Regions from separate parts of the Homo sapiens genome. Here region 1 is linked to region 2. Evidence: chromatin loops called from intact Hi-C (ENCODE). Cell type or tissue: MCF 10A. All regions are shown on one strand.

The links. Hi-C counts contacts between places; a loop is a spot of excess contacts. Peaks named below come from ENCODE experiments on the same cell type or tissue, not always from the same donor. Only the 100,000 strongest peaks of a DNase experiment are listed, where the experiment ranks them.
Region 1: a loop joins it to region 2, with 7 times the contacts of the local background. A loop is called at or near these places in 9 of 110 quality-filtered maps.

The regions. Positions count from the first base shown.
Region 1 is chr5:16,551,814-16,554,313 of GRCh38, reverse strand. The region is part of intron 3 of RETREG1 (reticulophagy regulator 1); the gene reads left to right. Among named protein-coding and RNA genes, the nearest start is that of RETREG1-AS1, 63 kb to the left of the region's middle. RefSeq lists a silencer at 1,300-1,594. In MCF 10A, a CTCF peak has its summit at 1,375; a DNase peak (open chromatin) is centred at 1,403.
Region 2 is chr5:17,189,319-17,191,818 of GRCh38, reverse strand. The region is part of intron 1 of BASP1-AS1 (BASP1 antisense RNA 1); the gene reads left to right. Among named protein-coding and RNA genes, the nearest start is that of BASP1-AS1, 27 kb to the left of the region's middle. RefSeq lists a silencer at 1,245-1,539. In MCF 10A, CTCF peaks have their summits at 1,149 (motif pointing right), 2,004 and 2,203 (motif pointing right); DNase peaks (open chromatin) are centred at 1,148 and 2,228.

The sequences.
Region 1 (2,500 bases), 640 kb after region 2:
CCAAGGTCAGGGACAAAGTCCAGAGAAACAAGCGAGGCTCAACGGAGAGGTTCCAGCCTCGGAAATGTCAGCATCATTCCAGGTGGGGGGCCCAGCCAGGCCGAGTGTCTTTTGACACAAAGTCTCACAGGATTGGGGTGAAGAAAAATGATTTATTTCCAAGGTCAGGTGAGATCAAAGTTCTTAAATTCTTGCTTTTTGAGGCTCAGAGGCAAGCTCAAAGGTTCAGCCTCCAGGTACAAGTGACAGGGTTGAATGCATATTCTGGTGACTTAGGTGTAAACCCAAAAATGTTTCAAGATTTGGAAACTCTTTGCATTATCCAGAATAAGATTTAAATCTTATCCTCATGGTCCGAACTGTAGTCTTTGGACAACAAGAGGGAATCTGAGAGAATATCGTGCTCTCTTTCAACAACCTATCCCTGGGTTCTGTCAGTGGGCAGGTCTGTCTGTCTGTCGGCCTACCTGTATATGTTCCTTAGGTACATGTTAGTGATCATATTGAATATACTGAATGATATTTGTAATATATATATAAGTTGTAAAACATAATAAAATGAATATACATGAACCTATTATCCAATCAGGACTGATACAGTTGCTCCCCCGCCCACCCCGTCCTGCTGCCTGCCAGAAGCAAGCATGGTCCTGAAGTTTGTGCTCCTCATTCATTTGCTTTTCAAAAAAAAGCCGCGCTTATATTTAAATGAAATATGAATATTCATACATTTAAACAAAATCTAAATATATTTAAACAAAATCTAATCTAAATATTTATATATTTAAACAAGGTATAAATGTTTATATATTCAAAGTATAGATATATATTTAAACAAAATATAAACATGTATATATTTAAACCAAGTATGAATATTTATATATTTAAATCACATATATGTATCCCTAAATAAAGTTTTTGTTTTTGAGGTGTATCAAAATGGTACCATATTTATGTGCTCTTCTAGGACTAGTGTTTTTTTTTCTTACACGTTTTTTAAAAAGATCAGTTGTGTTGCTGTGTATAGCTGTAGTTCATTCATATTTTGTGGCTGTACGATATTCCATCATGTGGACTATATCACAACTTATTTATCTGCTCTTTTTGCACTGACTTTGGATTTTTTTTTCCATAGTGTGCACTGTTTCTGTTTCTGAGTTTACGATATGGCAGTACAAATGGTCATTTAAAGGAAAAAGGTAGATGCCTAATGCTTAAAGTGAACAGTTCCCAAAGCCAGAATATTGTATATTTGAAAGGTTGTGTAAAATTTATACCAATACAAGGGCTGTGACACCTAGCATGGAAATATTCTTGTGAGTTCTTGGGAGGTTTTTTTGTCTTTAGTCTGTGCATGCTCAGCCCTGTTCTAGGGCTGGCTGCCACTAGAGGGGGTGTGAGCGATGGGACATCTGTTTCAGAGAAGCTAAGAATAGTTTGGCTACTGCAGAACCCAGCCGTGTGGCTCCAAAGTGTGATTAGTACCTACACATTCCAGCAGGGCAAAAGCATTAACGTTGTTCTAGTTACAAGAAGAAAGTCCGATGAAAGGTGACTTCTATACCTGTACCTGTGTGCACAGGTGTGCATGGATACTCATATGTTTTAGAGTAGTAGGGGGAGTGAAAAAAATTAACAGGGACTAACTAAGAGAAGTGATTGAAGGATAGATCAATGGAGAATATGACAGAGAAAGTGGGGGTGGGCAGGAAATTCACAAATGAATGACATGAATCAATGACAAATGGTTGTGTTTTTTAGTTGACAAACAAGCTAAGCATCTGTGAGGTCTCTAAGAACTAAATGGTACTTTGAGTTCATGACCCTTTTACTGTTTGTTTCTATCCACTGTCTTATATAAAATCTTTTGAATGTTGTTTATCTTGTGCTCTCCAAAGTCTTTCCTTCCCTCCTTGCTCTTTGACTTAGTCTTTTGACTTAGTATTTTCCTTTTCTTGAGGACTCCAGATCATCTTGAATTGTGAATCCTAGAAAATAACTTAATTTGCAAGTGATTGTGTGGAAAGAGGGGGTATTAGTGAGTTGTTGGCTCCCAGGCATAAATTAACCTGTTAAATACTGAGGGCAAAGGTTCCTGCTTGTTAGAAGAGTGTACAAGAGCAGTAGCTGCTAAAGAACGTCTTCCACACCATTGTGTGTTTGGGGCAGGCTGAATAGTCCCATCCACACCAAAGAAGTCCATACCGTAACTCAGAACCTGTGAATACATGACCTCAGATGGCAGGAGGGACTTTGCAGATGGGATCAAGGATCTTGAGATGGGTGGATGATCCTGGAGTATCCAGGTGGCCCCATGTCATCACAAAGGTTCTTTTAGGAAGGAGGCAGGTCAAAGAGAGACAATGCGAGGCTGCAGGCTGTGACTATGGAGCTAGGGACCATGAGTGAAGGAAAACAGGTGGCCTCTAGAAGCTGGAAGAAGCCAGGAGACACCATCTCCCCGAGAGCCTCTGAAAGGAATGCATCCCAGCTGACCCAG
Region 2 (2,500 bases):
TGGCGCAATCCCGGCTCATTGCAACCTCTGCCTCCTGGGTTCAAGCGATTCTCCTGCCTCAGCCTCCTGAATAGCTGGAATTACAGCTGTGCACCACCACGCCCAGCTAATTTTTGTACTTTTAGTAGAGGCGGGGTTTTGGCATGTTGGCCAGGCTAGTCTCAAACTACTGACCTCAGGTGATCCACCCGCCTCGGCCTCCCAAAGTGCCAGGATTACAGGCATGAGCCACTGCACCCAGCCCGTTAGTAGTTTATTTTTAACGCTATTACAGGGAAAAAAGTTTGTTGTTTTTTAAATTGGGCATCTTTCTTTAATCCCCCATTAAAAGCTTTCTTTATTCCTTGGCTTCTTTGTAAAATCTCGAAGTCTGGGAATCTCTGTCATAGCTTTACAGTCACTTTCAAGGAGCTTTCAGAACCCTCCAAAGCTGGGCCCCACGTAAGACAATCCTGGCTCGAATCACTTGACTTTGCCACCCTGCAGACTCCTGAAGCTACAACACCAGGAAGTGAGGTGAGGACTTTCACCTGAACCCCAATTACATCCACAGTGAGAGGGAACATGCGGGCGGCTGGAGAGCCTATCTTCTCTGAATCATCTGGGGATAAAGTCACAGGCAGGAAAGCAACAAGCAGGTGGCCTTTATCTGGGGATTGGCCATTCCTCCCCACATACTTGCCACAAGCCCTCTAGAATGGAATAGATGTCAAACTCTTGCTGAATGAGTTCATATTCCTACCCTGCTTTTAAATGTTTAAGTCATAATCATCTTAGTTTTAAAGCCTCATTATTGCGGTATTTTTAGCATTCTAGTTTTCCAGATACATATATCATGTTACCAACCACAGTTTAAAAGCTCTTATGGCAACTTACTCATGCGCGCATTTTATTCTCTTTAAATTCTCTCCTAAGATGAGGAAAAGGGGGGTGTAGAAAATTTCCTCTGAACAATCAGAGGATTGTACATAGACACAATTTGGTCATGTATTGAAGTGAACCTTAGCTGGGGAAAAATTAAAACCTAACAAGAAACAAAAGAGGAACCTACTGTAGAAAACAATGAGTTTGTTCAAATGCATTCTTAACATTTCTGTGAGTACTAATCAACCATGAGAAACTTGTATAGCATAAAAGTGTCCACTAGGAGGCACTGCAGTCAAAGCACACAGAAATAGACCCAAAACCCTTAATTTATGTAAACTCACGTGTTTTTATTAATATTGTCAATAGTGAACTGTTTTTGCAAAATGAGAGGTCACTATTTTTCAGACCTGATTAGGAAAAATTGCACAAGGCACTTCTTGCTGAAGAAAAAAAATCCATTTTCTGGCAGCAGGAGTTAGCTGACTCGTGGCAATCCAGAGTTGGCCTCTTACTAAGGTCAATATGCATGTGCTCAGGAAACTTGAACCCACACAAGAATGTGAACCAAGACGGTCAGGCCAGAGATAACATGCGGGTCTTGTAAATGTCAAACTTTGCTTCCTCTGCTCAGCTGAAAACATCCTCTTCTCTTTCCCTTATCCTCCTCCCACCCTACCACTCCTGATGATATCCATAAACAAAAAAATTTTAATGACTCGTAGAAGCTTTAAAATAGGAGGACATTTAATTTCATAACGCATCTGCGGTCACAAGCTGACTGCAGCTGAGTGAAGATACAACCTTTAGCAGTGCTCCCTGACTACAGGTCAAGTGGATGCTCTCCTTGTGACTGTAGCAGATGGAGGAGGAAAGGTAAAGGTGAATGCAAGAGGCTAGAAACATACATTGTGATCCCTTTTTTAAAGCCTTTGATTTTTTAAGATTAAACTAACCCATTTTTTTAAGTATATGATTTGTTCATTAAACTACAAATACATGTCTTGGATTGCAAGCTGAAGAGCAACTGAGAGCTAGGAGAGGCATGATAAGACCCAGGAAAGAAACTACAGCAAGGCGCCCTCATGTCGCTTAGAATACAATGCAGGTCCCTGTAGCTCCTGCTCCCTGAGCCTCCTGGCACGCCTGTTAAACAACCACTGCCTTATTCACGCAGAGAACTTGCCATGCTGGGGTCGCCCAGGGAAAGTGAAGTTTTGGTCAGTGTTTTGGGTTGAATTGTATGTCTTCTCCGAAAAAATATGTTGAAGTCCTAACCCCTCTTTACATGCCAATGTGACATTATTGGAAGGAGGGTCTTTGCAGTTGTCCTCAAGTTAAACTTCGGCCACTAGGTGGCGCTCATCCAATGTGACTGCTGTCTTTATAAGGAGAGGAGATTTGAACACTGAGATGCAGAGACAGAACGCGGTGGGACGACAGAGGGAGAGAGGGGGGTGATGCGTCCACTAGCCAAGGAACACCAAGGACTGTTAGCAGCTGGGAGAGATGGAAGGAGCTCCGGAAGAAACCAGGCCTGCCCACACCTTGATTTCAGACTCCTGTTCTCCAGAATTGGAGAAAATAGATCTCTTGTTTTAGGTCACCCAGTTTGTAGTCCTTCATTATGGCAGCC